Regions from separate parts of the Homo sapiens genome. Here region 2 is linked to region 1. Evidence: chromatin contacts called from ENCODE Hi-C or POLR2A ChIA-PET data. All regions are on one chromosome and are shown on one strand. The core of a region is the stretch at or near the end of the contact, and the rest is flanking DNA. Distances in the headings are between cores, read along the strand shown.

Region 1 (5,011 bases), core at 120-2,619:
AGACCCAAAATTCCCTAGGTTTGATTTTCACCTCATTAAGTAATCTTGGGTGGCAAACTGCCCCAGCTATAAAATGGGTACAATAATGACCACACTGTGGTATTTCAGAACATGACAGCGTCTGGGCTGTACAGATGAAAAAGCAGTCTTGGGGTCGTTGAGGTTCAGATAAAGGGAAGAGTTGGAGGAGGGAGGGGCTGTCAGAATTCTCTTCTCCCTTTCCTCAGGAGAGAGAGGACGTGGGGCCTGAGGCCTGGGTTGGCCTTCATTTCCAATCTTGGGAAGGAGAAGAAACACCTAAATTGGTCACTTAATGTTGCCCTTGGGGGTGGGGTATCAGGTCTGACCTTCGGCTTAATAAATATTGGGCCACAACCCCAGCTGAGAGAGAGGGAGTCCCTGACAAGTTTTCTTGGCTTTTCCACGGGGTGGAGGGGGAAGGGGGGGTTTCTCCAGCAAAAGGCTGTAGGAGCACAATGGCAGAGGCTGCTCCTAGAACCTCGAGAGAGGAAAGGAGGGTGAGGTCCAGGGATGCCCAGATAGGGAAGGAAAAGCTATTTTGGACTCAAGCATGCACACTTACCCACCCAGGGCCACCTGGCGTCTTTTGTCCTTGCAGGCAGAGACAAATTCTTCCCCCAATGCCCTTGACATCCTCCTCCCCTCTCCCAGCCAGGCCCTGGGTGAGTGATCCGTGGGGAATCAGGGTTCTCCAAGAGTCGAGATGGAAAAGCCAGGTGGGGAAGGATTAGTAGATGCAGGGGGAGGTCTGGTCTACCATTCATAATGCTGTGCAATTGTTACAGCCATGTCCCCGTTCCTCAGTTTCCCTAGCTGTCTAGAAAGTCAAACAGACTACAAATGCCTTCCAGCCACGAGAGCCTCAGAAGGGATTCCCCCACATCCCCCGCCTGGCGTCCTCTCACCTGCACGATCTGCCGGGGCTGCACGCTCAGCGTGGGGAAGTTGCCGCGCCCGTGAATGGGAATCGGCTCGCTCAGAAGAGCGTCCAGTCGCTTCACCTGTGGCCAGCTCAGCCCACTCAGGTGCCGTCCGGGGAAGGCCGATAAGGCCTCCGGGTCGGGGCCGCCGCCTGCCGGGGCTGCCGTGGCCACCGCCGTGGCCGCAGCCGTCCCCACCTGAGCAGCCGCCCGGTCCCTGCGCTCAGCTCCGCTCTCCGACGGCATCATCCGCCCGGCCCCCGGGCCCCGACGGCAGAAACCGTGGGGGTGGTTAAGGGGAGGAGGACAGGGAGAGCGGCTGGGCAGGGGCCAAGGCGGGGGGCACGAAGGCAGGGACGGGGCGGCAACGACGGCGAGACAAAGCCAGGGAACACCTCAGACGGCGACGACTAACCGACCCTAGCGCCTGCAGCCCGCGGCCCAGCGGACTCTTATAGGCCGCGGGCGACGTGCCCATTGGTCCGGGCCGCTGCCAACAGCGAGAGCCGCCCCGCCTCTGAACGCTCCGGACACTGGTCTGTAGAGCTTTGCACGTGAGTCACTGTTCTCTAGGGAGATTCCGATTGGCTAGAGGGCACGCCCCTGCCCCGCCCTCCTTCTCAGGCTGAATTCCCTCCTTTGGTCCTTAAAGAACTTCTGTTCACTGTGATTGGCCCGGGCCTGGACTTAAAGGGACAGCGCCCACCCCGCCCCGCCAGGGTCAGGAGGGAGGGAAGTGACCTGCGGAGTTTGTAGCAGAGTCAGACCACTGAGAAATTCCAGGTTTCTGTTTTTTTTTTTTAGCGCTGGAAGAAATTGAGAAGTCACCTAGCCTTGTCCTGCTATTTTCAGAAGCCCAAAGAGATTGAGCCACGTGATCAACTCTGCACAGCACTGCTCATGCTCTGGCAGTTTTCCAGAGCCTAGGAAAGGTATAATAAACAACTCTGGGCCCGGCGCGGTGGCTCACGCCTGTAATCCCAGCACTTTGGGAGGCCGAGGTGGGCGGATGACAAGGTCAGGAGATCGAGACCATCCTGGCTAACACGGTGAAACCCCGTCTTTACTAAAAATACAAAAAATTAGCCGGGTGTGTGGCGGGCGCCTGTAGTCCCAGCTACTCGGGAGGCTGAGGCAGGAGAATGGCGTGAACCCGGGAGGCGGAGCTTGCAGTGAGCCGAGATTGCGCCACTGCACCCCAGCCTGGGCGACAGAGCGAGACTCCGCCTCAAAAAAAAAAAAATTAATAATAATAATAAACTCTGCATACCAAGGTAAAGGCCTTTTTTTTTTTTTTTTTTTTTTTTTTTCTCGAGACAGAGTCTCGCTTTGTCACCCAGGCTGGAGTGTAGTGGCGCGATCTTGGCTTACCGCAAGCTCCGCCTCCCGGGTTCAAGCAATTCTCCTGCCTCAGCCTCCCGATTAGCTGGGATTACAGGCATGCGCCACCAAGCCCGGCTAATTTTTTTGTGTTTTTAGTAGACACGGGGGTTTCACCATATTGGCCAGGCTGGTCTTGAACTCCTGACCTTGTGATCCACCCACCTCGACCCCCAAAGTGCTGGGATTACAGGCGTGAGCCACTGTGCCCGGCCCTAAAGTAAAGGCTTTCTAAGACACTGTTGATTGGCCTCGCAAACCACAGCATGATGAGCGTTGATGTACAGCATAGCCAATTTAGGGAAGGAGAGATCTGCTCAGAGAGGCTTTGTGATTACCCGACTGTCACACAGCAAACTAGTAAGGCCCTGGTCCTCAACCAGGGCTATAGAATCTGTGGTGCATGTTTTTTCCACTGTACCTATGCAGACCCAGCTCCTTTCTGGAGCTAGAGAACGAATAATGTGTTTACATGTTTTTCTGCAGGTCTAGACAAAACATAATTTAAAAAAAATATGTTTACATGTTTTGCTCTCACACTTTACAGGACCTAGGGGATGAGGCTTATGATTGTCGTTACTTTTATTTTTTATTTTTATCTATTTATTTATTTTTTGAGAGAGGGTCTCACTCTGTTGCCTGGACTGGAGTTGACTGTCATGATCATGGCTCACCACAGCCTCAACCACCCTGGCTCAAGCAATCCTCCCAATCCCAGCCTCCTGAGTAGCTAGGACTACAGGCACACGCCACAGCACCCAGCTAATTTTTCTGTTTTTTTTTTTTTTTTTGTAGAGATAAGGGTCTGGCCATGTTGCCCAGGCTGGTCTTGAACTCCTGGGCTCAAGTGATCTGCCCACTTCAGCCTCCTGAAGTGCAGGGATTACAGGTGTCAACTACTGTGCCTGGCCTGTTATTACTTTTATTTTTCCCCAACCTCACCTGTTGCTTTTAATTTTTTTTTCTGATTTTAAACATGTGCTGTAGCAAAAATTCAGAAATTGAGTCTATCTGATTCATTGCTGCAATTTTTTTTCTTAAATATTGTTCTCCTGACCAGGCACGGTGGCTCACGCCTGTAATCCCAGCACTTTGGGAGGCTGAGGCAGGCAGATCACCTGAGGTCAAGAGTTTGAGACCAGCCTGGCTAACATGGTGAAACCCCATTTCTACTAAAAATACAAAAAATTAGCTGGGCGTGGTGGTAGGCACCTGTAGCACCTGTATTCCCAACTACTCGGGAGGCTGAGGCAGGAGAATCGCTTGAACCTGGGAGGCGGAGATTGCAGTGAGCCGAGATCTGTGCCATTGCACTCCAGCCTAGGCAACAATAGTTATACTCTCTCTCTCTCAAAAAAAAGTTCTCCTAACAATATATTAAATTAAATTTCATTCTCGTAATATTCTCCCATTCGCCTGTCAGGCAGGTTGGGAAGGAGTAATACACCAAATTTACAGGAGAAATCATGACCTAGAAACAGTAAACTACATCCCAATGCCATCAGGTTGACTCTGACAGACCTGGAACTAAAACCCAGGAGCCTGACTCTCACAACAGAGCAGCCACTTCCTCTTTCTGGAGGCGAGCCCAGGCAAGAGGCTGCCCATCTCGCTTCACTCCATCTTGTCTAGGATCAGGGGCTTCCTCTGGCCCTCAGGGAGGGGACACACTACTTGTGCTACTGCTTGACCACGTGACCTTGGGGAAGTCCCTTTCATCATCCTCAAGGCAAGTGCCTGCTTTGTTTTACCTTTTCTTGAAAGCTAAGAAATGGAGGGGACCAGTGGTTCATGCCTGTAAGACCAGGGAGACCTCATCTCTACATAAAAACATAGGGAGACCTCATCTCTATATAAAAATTTTAAAAAGGCCAGGTGCGGTTGTTCACTCCTGTAATCTCACCACTTTGGGAGGCTGAAGCAGGCGGATCATAAGGTCAGGAGTTCAAGACCAGCCTGACCAATATGGTGAAACCCTGTCTCTACTAAAAATACAAAAAATTAGCCGGGTGTGGTGGCACGTGCCTGTAGTCCCAGCTACTTGGGAGGCTGAGGCAGGAGAATTGCTTGAACCCAGGAGGCGGAAGTTCCAGTAAGCTGAGATCGTGCCACTGCACTCCAGCCTGGGCGACAGAGCAAGACTCCATCTCAAAATAAATAAATAAATAAAAATAAATTAAAAAAAAAAAGATAGCAGCCGGAAGTGGTAGCTCATGCCTGTAATCCCCGCACTTTGGGAGGCTGAGGTGGGAAAGTCATCTGAGACCAGGAGTTTGAGACCAGCCTTCATAGCGAGACCTCATCTCTACAAAAATTAAAAGAAAGTAGCCTGGCATGGTGGCACGTGCCTGTGGTCCCAGCTAGTTGGGAGGCTGAAGTGGGAGAATCGCTTGAGGTGGGGAGGTCAAGCCTGCAGTGAGCCATGTTTACACCACTGCACTCCAGCCTGGGTGACAAAAAGAGACCCTGTCTCAGAAAAGAAAAGAAATAGATAGAAATCGCCTTTGGCTGAGTCCAGAGTCTCCAAACCCTTGAACTACCAAGTCTCTCTGAGGCTACTGATGAAAGAGCTTGAGGCTCAGCCACAGCACTGTCTCTTACCCCCACCTCCATACCCCAGCAGAGGAAGGAGGTGTGGGGAAAGGAAACTAACATTTACTGAACACCTACTATGCACTAGATTATTTTAC
Region 2 (5,530 bases), core at 1,108-3,607, 45 kb after region 1:
GCCTGGGTGACAGAGTGAGACCCTGTTTCAAAAAAAAAAAAAACAGAGACAGAAGAGTGAGGTGGGAAAATACCCAATCCTTTGGCACGTATCACTTCGATTCATATTTCTTTGCTAAAGCTTGGGCCCATGGCTTCACCTAGTTGCAAGGGAAACTGGGAAATGTACTTTCTTTCTTCTTCTTCTTCTTTTTTTTGAGATGAAGAGTCTCGCTCGCTCCGTCGCCCAGACTGGAGTGCAATGGCGTGATCTCGGCTCACTGCAACCTCCGCCTCCTGTGTTTAAGCAATTCTCCTGCCTCACCCTCCCAAGTAGCTGGGATTACAGGCACTGGCCACCACACCCGGCCAATTTTTTGTATTTTTAGTAGAGACGGGGTTTCATCATGTTCGCCAGGCTAGTCTTGAACTCCTGACCTCAAGTGATCCACCCGCCTCCGCCTCCCAAAGTGCTGGGATTACAGGTGTGAGCCACCAGGCCCGGCCTGGGAAATGTGCTTTCTAGCCACGCAGCATGTGCCCAGCTAAAATATGGCCATTCTATTTATTAAAGAGAGAAGGAGAAACTACGCATTTGAGGATGACTAGCAGTCAATGCTGTGTAATCTGCCTCCAGGGTTCTCAGCAGTGTTCTCAGTAAATATGAGTATCCCATGGATTAGGTGGTTTAATTTCTTATCATAAAACAATCATAAGTATCAAGTTTTTATCTATGAATTGGTTAGGGAGATTTAGGCTGCAAGTAACAGAATACTAAGCTAAAAGTTGTCTAAAGAGTTGGGAGTTTCCTAGCTTAGCCAACATAAGAGGAGACCTCTATCTTTACAAATAATTTTTTTTTTTTTTTTTTTTTTGGAGACAGAGGCTTGCTCTGTTGCCCAGGCTGGAGCGCAGTGGTGCGATCTCGGCTCACTGCAACCTCCACCTCCCGGGTTCAAGTGATTCTTCTGCCTCAGCCTCCCAAGTAGCTGGGACTACAGGCACATACCACCACGCCTGGCTAATTTTTGTATTTTTAGTAGAGATGGGGTTTCCTCATGTTGGCCAGGCTGGTCTTGAACTCCTGAACTCGTGATCTGCCCGCCTCAGCCTCCCAAAGTGCTGGGATTACAGGCGTGAGCCACTGTGCCCGGCCTTCTCCGAATAATTTTTTTAAATGAGCCAGGTGCGGTGGTATGTGCCTGTGGTCCCAGCTACTCAGGAGGCTGAGGCAGGAGGATCGTCTGAGCCTGGGAGGTCAAGGCTGCAGTGAGCCATGATCACACCACTACAGTCCAGCCTCCAGCCTCTGCAATGGAGTGAGAGTGTCTCAAAAAAAAAAAAAAAAAAAAAAAAACACAACAAAAAAACCCCACAGGACTTTTATCTTAAGATATCTTGGGGTAGACCATTTTTGAGTCAAGGCCCTCATGGTTGAAAGATGACTACCGTGGCTCCAAGCATCATATCCACAGAGAGCAACTAAATAACAGCTGTTATATATTGAGTACTTATCATGTGCTAGAACTGTCTGGGCATTTTAGGTGTATTCACTCATTTGATTTTCACAGCACCCTGAGAAGAAAGTCCAATTATTTTCATTTTGCAGAGGAGGAACACGAGGTACAGAAAGGTCAAGTAATCTGCTTAAGACAACACAGCCAATCGGAGGCAGAGCCATGCTTTTAGCCCAGATGGTTTGACCCTGGAGCCTGCACTTTTGTGTGGCTGCATTTGCCACGGGCAGCATCTCAGGAAGGGAGGCTTGGACAGGGGTCCTCCTAAAACATCTCTTTTTGTAAGAGGAGGAAAATTCCTCCCAGAAGCCCCCAGCAGCCTCCCCCTCTTATCTCATTGGCCAGAACAGGGTCCCATGGTTCTCCCCAACCCAATTACCAGCAGAGGGGAGTGGATCAAATGTAAATATCCCAGTCACCATCCACCTGGGGGTAATTAGTACATTGTCCTCCCACCAGAACAAAACAAGCTTCTTTTAGCAAGGAAGCGGGGGGGCAAATATCTGCCCCTAGGCAGAACCCATGGTTGGTAGCTGGGGTCCGCCAGCCCACTGGGATTGAAATAAGGTTGGCTCAGACCCCATCCCTTACTTTCCACAAGGCTTCTGCAATTTCTCAGGCTTACAATTGTGTGCCTCTGATTTCCGGCTTCTGCTGAATTCTAGCAGCTGTTCCCTTTATTTCTGCCCTGGAATTGACTCAAATGTAGGATGCAGCCCGTTTCTTCTCCCAAGAAACCGTGGATACCAGACTGCTCTGTAAGCAGAATTTCACTAAGATTTGTGGGTCCCTGGAAGAGTTATAGAGTGGCTCAGCACACGACTGAAAGTGGCACTGGGACGTCTCTGCTCTTACAAGCTGGTTTCTCAGGCATCCTCCAGCCCCGCCCGCACAGGGCTGCTGCTCCCATCTGCTGGCGCCCATGCCCATCTACCCGCCTCCCTTCTTCAGCCCCTGCGTGACAGACACCTCGATGCCCCAGGGGCTTCCAATTCTCACACAGGAGACCCTGCATTTCAGCTCTCCCTAGCCCCTCCTGCTCTTCCCAAACCAGGCTGCCAAGCCAAACCCAGTAAGGGCCTTTTAAGAACAAAAGGGCCTTTTAGTTAATGCAGCAGGATCTACTTTCCTTAGAAGGAAGCTTTGGTTATAAATAACAACCTTTCCCCTCTGGATTCCTCCAGGTGCATTGGAAATTCAAATTTCAGAATAAGCTGACTGCCAAGAGGGCCCTCCCCCTGTCGGGAGTCCCTTAGTCCATGGGAAATTCACAGAGAAGGAAACAGTCACTTTTCCTGCACCTGAGAAGGTAAAAATCAAACTGCCTTAGAAAGATTCTGTCCTCCTAAAAACTGGTGCCTCTGTACACCTCAAGGAGTCAGCAGGCTCTCCCTCCGAGGCTTAAAAGCCTCAGGGATTTCTTTTTTTCTTTTTTTCTTTTTTTTTTTTTGAGACGGAGTCTCGCTCTGTCACCCAGGCTGGAGTGCAGTGGCGCGGTCTTGGCTCACTGCAACCTCTGCCTGCCGGGTTCAAGTGATTCTCCTGCCTCAGCCACCTGTGAGCCACCGTGCCAGCCAGCCTCAGTGATTTCTTAGGAGCCTGTTGTATGCAATCTTGAGGGCTGAAGAAGTGAGAGGGACCCACCCCATCCTACCTCTACAGAATGCTTGGCACCCCCACCAATGTTCCTAGACTCCATCTCAGGACCAAGGTAGTGTAGACCCAAAGCCCGGCCCTATCCTGGCTCCCAAGCATCCCACAGCCTCTGGGGTAGAGGTGGTTAGAGGCACCAGCTCTAGACCTTGGCTGCCTTCTGTCTGCCCTCAGGGTCTGCTCAGATCAGGACACCCCCTCCCCCAGGCTGGGGCTCAGCCTCAGCATCCTTGGCAGGGCTCCCCACAGGGGCATTTCCACAACTTTCCAGCCCTGGCCTCCTGTTCAAGGGTTCGGCCTCAGGCAGGACTAGAGCTGAGTTGCAGAGGAGGAGGAGGAGCGGGGAGAGAGCCGAGTAGTTCAGGTTGCCGCAGGGGAGACAGGAGGGAGGAGAAGAGAAGGAGGGGAGGGAGCGAAGGTCCTCAGAACCCAAGTGCGGGGCAGCCTCAGGAAGGTGACTTCTGTTATTCTCCCTGTGTGCTGTGTCTTTAGGAAAATCCCCCTCACACGACAGCCCAACAGCCTTATACCCGCAGTTGCTCTGGGAGCAGGGGAAAATGTCCTGCAGTTCTTGCCCCTCATTTGGGTCAACTCCAGGACAGAAGTAAAGGCGACAGCTGCAAGGAATCAGCAGAAGCAGGACAGCAGCCATGAGCACATGAGCCCCCAGAGCTGGCAGAAACCTTGGAGGCTTTGTGTAGCTACAGTGATGGCCACGTCTGGGCTGGCACTCACCTTATGCCAGTCTCTAGGGAGGAGCCCGCATTTGCAGGCTGGGTTACATCTTTTCCCCTCTTCCACGCTGGGATTCTTTTTTTTTTTTTTTTTTTTTTTTGAGACAGAGTCTCGCTCTGTCGCCCAGGCTGGAGTGCAGTGGTGCGATCTCGGCTCACTGCAAACTCCGCCTCCCAGGTTCAAGCAATTCTCCTGCCTCAGCCTCCGGAGTAGCTGGGATTACAGGCACCCACCCCCATGCCCGGCTAATTTTTGTATTTTTAGTAGAGACAGGGTTTCGCCATGTTGGCCAAGCTAGTCTCAAACTCCTGACCTCAGGTGATCCGCCTGCCTTGGCCTCCCAAAGTGCGGGGATTACAAGCATGAGCCACCGTGCCCGGCCTGGAAATTGTTTTTTTTTTTAAACCCTCAGGTGATTCTGACTCTCCTGGAACCTGAGAACCACCAGTCTACGGGAACAGAGCCCTGCTTTGGGTCAGGTGTGTATAACTATGGTATTCCCTTTCTTCTCTGCCTCTATTGTTGATGTTGTTTTTTTGTTTTTTGTTTTTTTTTGAAACGGAGTCTCGCTGTTGCCCAGGCTGGAGTGCAGTGGCGCAATCTCGGCTCACTACAATCTCCGCCTCTGGGGTTCACGCCATTCTCCTGCCTCAGCCTCCCGAGTAGCTGGTAAGGGAGGAGACCACCCCTCACATTGTCTTATGCCCAATTTCTGCCTCCAAAGAAAGAAGTAAAAACTAAAAGGCAGAAATGAAATCCACAGGCAGACAGCCCGGCGCTGCACCCTGGGCCTGGTAGTTAAAGATCGACCCCTGACCTAATCAGTTATGTTGTCTATAGATTACAGACATTGTATAGAAATGCACTGTGAAAATCCCTATCTGTTTTGTTCCGATCTAGTTACCAGTGCATGCAGACCCCAGTCACGTACCCCTTGCTTGCTCAATCAATCCCGACCCCCTCACACGCACCCTCCTTAGAGTTGTGAGCCCTTAAAAGGGATAGGAATTGCTCACTCGGGGAGCTCGGCTCTCGAGACAGGAGTCTTGCCGATGCCCCCAGCCGATTAAACCCCTTCCTTCAACTCGGTGTCTGAGGAGTTTTGTCTGCAGCTCGTCCTGCTACACTGGGACTACAGGCGCTCGCCACCACGCCCGGCTAATTTTTTATATTTTTTAGTAGAGGCAGGGTTTCACCGTGTTAGCCAGGATGGTCTCGATTGCCTGACCTCATGATCCGCCTGCCTTGGCCTCCCAAAGTGTTGGGATTACAGGCGTGAGCCACCGCGCCCGGCCCCACTCTCTACCTCTGTTTGTTTAGGGGCAGGCATAGAATCCCATTCTAGTCAATGAGACAGAAAGGGGTTCTGGAAAGTTCCCCCACCCCCTTATAAAACAAGGAGGACGTCTTCAAGGAGGACGTCTGAGGAGAAGCTTTGCCGTGGCCTTTTGCCTTTGGATGCTGCCAGAGGGGTTAGAAGGCGGAGCTCCACAGTCAGGCAGCTGGGGTGTGTATCCTAGCGGGGAGAGCAAGAGACAGTGGGACAAAAATAATAACAGTAATAGCAGCAATGCTTCTTGAGGACTTTCCGCATGGCAGGCCCTATTCTAAGCACCTCATGTAGCATATTTTACCCTCAAACAGTCC

The links. A loop is a pair of places that touch in the nucleus more often than their neighbours do. ChIA-PET counts read pairs that join two places held with the same protein, here RNA polymerase II (POLR2A). Pooled maps may share reads with other maps.
Region 2: POLR2A ChIA-PET joins it to region 1 with 11 read pairs in H1. The contact joins the enhancer-like site here to the promoter of TENT5B in region 1. A Hi-C loop is called at or near these places in 4 of 168 maps with a recorded cell type or tissue (mammary epithelial cell, ovary, posterior vena cava and 1 more) and 1 of 50 pooled maps. POLR2A ChIA-PET finds 5 or more read pairs at or near these places in 8 of 52 experiments (H1, HEK293T, MCF 10A and 3 more).

Annotation. Positions count from the first base shown.
Region 1 is chr1:27,011,481-27,016,491 of GRCh38, forward strand. It overlaps TENT5B (terminal nucleotidyltransferase 5B), which reads right to left and starts at 1,370. Exons shown (of 2, transcript NM_052943.4): 1 at 927-1,370. The coding sequence starts at 1,190. RefSeq lists enhancers at 616-1,269, 1,270-1,924.
Region 2 is chr1:27,055,719-27,061,248 of GRCh38, forward strand. It overlaps LOC101928391 (a long non-coding RNA gene), which reads left to right. Exons shown (of 8, transcript XR_007065559.1): 6 at 2,680-2,804; 7 at 4,296-4,362. Among named protein-coding and RNA genes, the nearest start is that of TENT5B, 46 kb to the left of the region's middle. RefSeq lists silencers at 2,320-2,614, 3,340-3,634. Within about 2 kb of position 2,358, at least 3 of the 41 ENCODE cell types and tissues checked have a DNase peak (open chromatin) inside an H3K27ac peak, as active enhancers do.